Regions from separate parts of the Mus musculus genome. Here region 2 is linked to region 1. The links are chromatin loops, found by intact Hi-C in ENCODE. Cell type or tissue: left cerebral cortex. All regions are shown on one strand. Each heading gives the region's core, and the rest is flanking DNA. Links, peaks and the distances in the headings are about the cores only.

What was found. Peaks named below come from ENCODE experiments on the same cell type or tissue, not always from the same donor. Only the 100,000 strongest peaks of a DNase experiment are listed, where the experiment ranks them.
Region 2: a loop joins it to region 1, with 1.8 times the contacts of the local background. A loop is called at or near these places in 2 of 42 quality-filtered maps.

Annotation. Positions count from the first base shown.
Region 1 is chr11:86,435,798-86,438,721 of GRCm38, reverse strand. It overlaps Gm26439 (a small nuclear RNA gene), which reads left to right and starts at 1,307; the gene lies at 1,307-1,412. In left cerebral cortex, for the core only: a CTCF peak has its summit at 1,667 (motif pointing right); DNase peaks (open chromatin) are centred at 995 and 1,687; H3K4me3 peaks cover 777 bases; H3K27ac peaks cover 385 bases.
Region 2 is chr11:86,284,641-86,287,564 of GRCm38, reverse strand. It overlaps Med13 (mediator complex subunit 13), which reads left to right. Exons shown (of 30, transcript NM_001080931.2): 20 at 675-1,131; 21 at 2,233-2,452. It overlaps Brip1os (BRCA1 interacting protein C-terminal helicase 1, opposite strand), which reads right to left. Exons shown (of 7, transcript NR_130959.1): 4 at 2,294-2,495; 5 at 658-1,124. Among named protein-coding and RNA genes, the nearest start is that of n-TQttg2, 24 kb to the right of the region's middle. In left cerebral cortex, for the core only: no CTCF peak of the experiment used is centred there; a DNase peak (open chromatin) is centred at 1,588.

The sequences.
Region 1 (2,924 bases), core at 335-2,834:
TCTGAGCTGCCTGGAGCATTCTACCTCAGGTGGGAGCTCCTCTGCCTCTTGCTATTTTGAGAGAGGGTCTCACTTTGTTTGTAACCCAGGCTGACCTCAAACCTACCAGCCTCCTGTCTCAACCTTCCAAGTGTTGGGACTATAAGAGTCCACAACAGACAACTTAATTTTTGCTTCTTATTCCGTCTTCCCATCCTCACAGCTGACGAGGCAGCTAGCTCCTTCTGGTCCTCTCCTGGTTTCACAGCACAAGCAGCTTCTGGGCACAGACAGCACTTTGAACAGCATCTGCTTAGCCCAGTGTCTGGCTCTTCACACTGATCAAATCACCACGTGGGTGACCAGTGGTCTCCCAGACTCGAGTTACAAAGCCCCATTTTACCAGCAACATCTCAAAAATGGTCCAACATCTCTGGCAGAATAAATGCTATCTATAAACCATAATCTAACACTTAAGCTGCAAACAGGATTTCAAAATGAAATTGTGTTGTATATTTTAAGAATCACAATTCACTGAAAGGAGAACAAAGGGGGCAAATTTAGGCTTAGATTTGATGAAAGGAAGAACACTTAAAAATATAGATCATATGTCGGACAGGTTACTAGAGACTTGCCTTCCTTGAAAAATCTTTAAAATTAGAACCACAGGGCAATAGCTCAGCATCAGGGAACTGCATGTGCAAGGACCTGGTTTGATCCCCAGGGCTTGGAGAAAACGAATAAACAGTCATTTATCTTGAACCATTTGGCCACAAACCAGCTTGGAAACACTATCTGAGGAAGGTACATTTCCGAGACTCCCCCTGCGAACCCTTGCCTCTCTCCGCTGTCCGTATACCAGGGCATCAGGGCATGGCAGGGATAACAAAGTTGGCGGAGGAGGCAGAGGACGTTAGCCGCACGTGGGATTATTTTGCCGCAGAAACGGAGAACTGGCTGCATTGCTGTCAGTCCACCAACTGAGCAGTTAATGAAAGCAGGTGGCACAGTACAGTCCTTCGGCTCTTTCTAGAATCCCGATGAATCAGATAGCTACCCCACCCCCCAAAGAGAGGCTGCGAAGCTGGGATTCCAATCTGAAGATGATTCTGATCAGGGCACAACAAAGATGTCTCTTTTCTCCCTCCCCCGGCATGTCCAACGAGTATTCAGAGTCTGAAACACTCAGCAGTTTCAAAAAGTGAACCACCGTTGGGAATCCTACGGGGATGCATGTACTGGCACAAATGTCGTGATATATTGCATAAACGGACGTGGCTCTGCTTCTCTCCGGTTTGATTTATTTTTTTTTTTTTTAATTATTTTAGTGCTTGCCTTGGCAGCTCGTTTACTAAGATTGGAATAATACAGAGAAGATTAGTGTGGCCCTGCAAAAGGATGGCATGCACATTTGTGAAGTGTTCTATAGTTTCATATGTGCATGAAGCAACAGTTAATGAAAACGGAGGCCATGAATTTGGAAAAGCAAGGAGGGGCATGTTGGGGTGTGTGTGTGTGTGTGTGTGGACGGAGGGGAGGGAGCTGGGGAATGATGCAAGATTATCATCTTATAGCATTGGAGACTTTAAAACATACTTATTTTATTATTTGTGTGTGTGTGTCTGAGAGAGAGAGAGAGAGAGAGAGAGAGAGAGAGAGATGGGTGTGCAGGCACCCACTGAGGCCAGAAGGGGGCTCTGGATCTCTTCGAGCTGGAGTAAGGCATCTCTGAGTCGCGTGAATGATGTGGGTGTTGACATCACAACTCTGGTTCTCTGATGGGGCAGGGAACACTCCTAACTGCCTCTTTCCAGCCTCTCAATTTCTTTGTTCTTTTCTTTTCTTTTCTCTCTCTCTCTCTCTCTCTCTCTCTCTCTCTCTCTCTCTCTCTCTCTCTCGTGTGTGTGTGTGTGTGTGTGTGTGTGCATCCTTATTCATTTATGTGAGCATGGGCATGTATTTGAACGCTGTGGGTGGTCAGAGACAACCTTGGATGCTGGACCTTGGTCTCCACCTTGTCTGAGACAAGATCTCTTTGCTGTAGTTCTGCTGCTTATGCCAAGCTACTCAGACTTTCGGTTTCTCTGCTCTCCACATCCCTAGTGTGGACCTGTAGGAGCCCTGAGATTATAGACACTTAGTGCGCTAGTGCCTAGCTTTTACAGGTATTCTATGGAGTTCACGGCTCAAGCTTTCCTGACAAGCATGTTTATGTACTGAGCCATCTCTCCAGCCCTCGTTAGTTAGTTAGTTAGTTAGTTAGTTAGTTAGTTTGCATGTTACCCAGTCTCCTTAGAGTTCCCACTGCTCTCTTCCTCTGCTCCTGGGGACTGACTACAGCATCAGGGTGGGGTAGGCAGTGCCCTGACCTTAGTCATTGGTCCTCATTAGCATCTTCCCAGTGTCCTCCTCCTATCTGATTCCTCAGTCTTTGTCCAATAGCGTTGTCTGACCGGGAAGTTTCCTGTACGGCCTCTTTCTACTTTGATGACCCATTCTTCTGGGCTGTACATAAGTAGGTGGGGTGCCGGAGTCTATCTGCTAAGTCAGGGTGACACTCAGGTGTTTACCAAGCCTTTTATTTCTCTGCATAACACAGAGTCCAAGAGGTTGCTTCAAGGTTACTTCTGTCCTACCTGTTGAGTCTCACAACCTAGGTATGTCTGAGTGGCAAGTGGGGGCTCTTGAACCCCCATGGGCTCTGTCTGGCTCTGCATCATAGGTTCCTCTACTCTTGGATTCTTTCTTTCTCTCTTTCTTCTCTTCCCTTCCTTCCTTCCTTCCTTCCTTCCTTCCTTCCTTCCTTCCTTCCTTCCTTTTTTTTTTTTTCCAGAGACCTGCCCACCTCTGCCTCCCAGTGCTGGCATTAAAGGCATGCACCACACCTGTTGATCCCTCGTTTTAATGACTACCGTCTAAGCCTTCTTTGCCGCTAATTCCTCATC
Region 2 (2,924 bases), core at 275-2,774, 150 kb after region 1:
TTTTGTTATACTCTTAAATATCAGTGAACTTCTTTTACACTTAATCCAAAGAGATGCAATACCAAATTACTGAACCTAATTAGACATTTCTGAAAATTGAACCTCATGATAATATCCCTCCATTTTGTATTTTAGTTAGCTATCAATCTAGACAGTATTTCTTCAACTTGTGATTTAACAATAGTTGTAGTGGTTTGATGAAAAATTGCTACATACTTATACACATTTGTTGATGTATTCTAATTTTTTCTTACACTTATTACTTGTGTCGGGATATATGCCACTGTGAACCAGTGGAAATCAGGACTACTTGGCAAGGTTGGTTTTCTCTTTCCGCCTTGTGGTTTCTGGGGGTCAACTTAATCACCGAGCTATCTTGTTAGCTTTTGTTTACATTTAATTTTGCCTAAGAAATAGAATTTTCTTACATTTCATACTGACTATTTAAAATTTGAATGAAAATATGGGTTTATTTTTATAATTAATTTAAAACATTTTTTCTTTTTTTTAAAGTTTCTGGGAGGGAGTAGGAAGTTAGTTCGTGCTGCACTGTTAGTATAAAGCAGTTAAGGGAAGATAATCGCCATAAAAGTGTCAGCTACATTGTTATTTCTATAGAAGAATAAAAATAAGTCAGTGAAATCAAGAATTAAATACCCGTTTTTGTTCTTTAGGTCCATATCTTGCTTCTCAGCCGTTGGACAGCTCTCTGCTCTCCCAGCCAAATTTAGTTGCCCCTCCAAATCAGTCTTTGGTTACTGCACCTCAGATGACAAATACTGGAAACGCTAATGCTCCATCTGCCACCTTAGCATCTGCGGCAAGTAGCACTATGACAATGACTTCAGGTGTTCCCATATCTACTTCAGTTGCCACAGCTAATTCAACTTTGACCACAACTTCATCTTCATCATCTTCCAGTCTGAGTAGTGGAGTATCATCAAATAAACTGCCTTCGTTTCCACCCTTTGGCAGTATGAACACTAGTGGTACAGGATCCATGTCTGCACAAGCAAGTACGGTTCAGAGTGGCCAGCTAGGAGGACAGCAGTCGTCATCTCTGCAGGCAGCAGGAATATCAGGGGAGTCAGCTTCTCTTCCCACTCAGCCACATCCTGATGTGTCTGAAAGGTACCGTTAAATATTAGGATACTTGGGGTTGAAAGATAGTTAAGTAGTATGTAGCATATGTGTTTAGCATGCTTGAAGCCTTATGTACAATGAATGAATAAGTATAAAAAAATTAAGTTTGTGGAAATACAGAATCTATCGACTCTTTATCTAAGTAAACAGTGACCTTACTGTGGAATTTAGTTTAATCATGGTAATTATTTTACGTATGAAGTTATAATAAAGATTGTTTTTAAATTTTTCATCATAGAATCACAGGGTTGGTGTTTAGATCTTAAAAATTATTCAACTCCAGATAGTCCTATGATTGAGTCTGGCTGTGTCATAAGCAGATGTAATTGTTTATGCATATTACACAACTGGTTGCAAAATCTCTGTGTGCCTGCCTCTGTGTGCGTGTGTGGGGTGTGCGTGTGTATATCTGCGTGCATGTGCTAGAGTCTCACTGGAGCTGGCACGTGCGAGGCATGCAGCCTTTCACTGTGCTACGTACGCTTCAGCTCTGCTTGGGAGGCTTTAGACTCTGAATCCCAGCTCTGTCCTTGACTCACTTTGTGATAAGGAGAAGGTCTAACATTGTTAGCATTGCATCCATATCTGTAGTATGGAAGCAGTTCTACACGCTGCACAGCAATTGTGCTAATGGTAATGGATCTCATTGTTTTTATATAAAAGTCCTGGGGAAATTCCCTTATCAGACAGTCTGATGCTCATTGTTTCTCTGCTTCCTAGAATGCAGTTGTTTACAAATTCACGCTCATAAATATGAGGTAAAAGTAGACTATTATCTGAACAGAAAAACCTGGCTTCTGTCTGGACTAGCTCTGTTTCTAGGCAGGCTGCTGAGCATGACCAGTTACTGAGATGCCTGTCAGAGAGACCTTTAGTCTCTTACTGTTAAGCTGCTTGAGAATTCTTTCTTTTAAATGCACAAAGCCTCTTATTTGAAGGGATTTCATATGGTGTGAAGTGTAAGTATCCTGATTATCAGAGAGGTTTTCTGATGCCTTGCCCCAATAAAAGAGGGATGTAAGGATTCACTTTGGTGCTGTACCAGGCAGACATAATACAACATTGTTCTCTTTCTACTTCAATTTTTAGCACAATGGATCGTGATAAAGTGGGGATTCCCACAGATGGTGATTCACATGCAATTACCTACCCTCCTGCAATTGTTGTTTATATAATCGATCCTTTTACATATGAAAATAAAGACGAGAGCACTAACTCTTCTAATGTATGGACTTTGGGGCTCCTTCGATGCTTCTTGGAAATGGTCCAAACTCTTCCTCCTCATATCAAGAGCACTGTTTCTGTGCAGGTAAGGATTTCTTCATGTTTCAGAGTTTCACAGTTGTTTTTCTCTGTTCAAAATAATTTTGTTAAAAGACAGGTTATATTGATTTCACTTAAATATTATAATAGGAGTTTTAAGAGAGTTTATAAAAGATAAACTTTATAGTTCTGGGGGCTAATTAGATGGCTTAGCAGTGAAGTGCTTGCTGCTCTTCCAGAGGATCCAGGATTAGTTCTTTCCACTCATATCTGGTGGCTCATAGCTGTCTGTAATATCAGCAACTTTCTGTGGGTACTGTTATATACATGGAATACCCACATAGAGACAGACACATGAAATCTTTAAAAACCTTGATTGTCATTCTACAATCATGAGAAATACAATTATATTGGCTGTAGGTGGTGTGTTTCTAACTAATTCCATGAAGCTGAGGCAGTAGGATCAGAAGTTGCAGGCTAGCATCAGTACATAGTTCCAGACTAGCCTGGGCTATGTA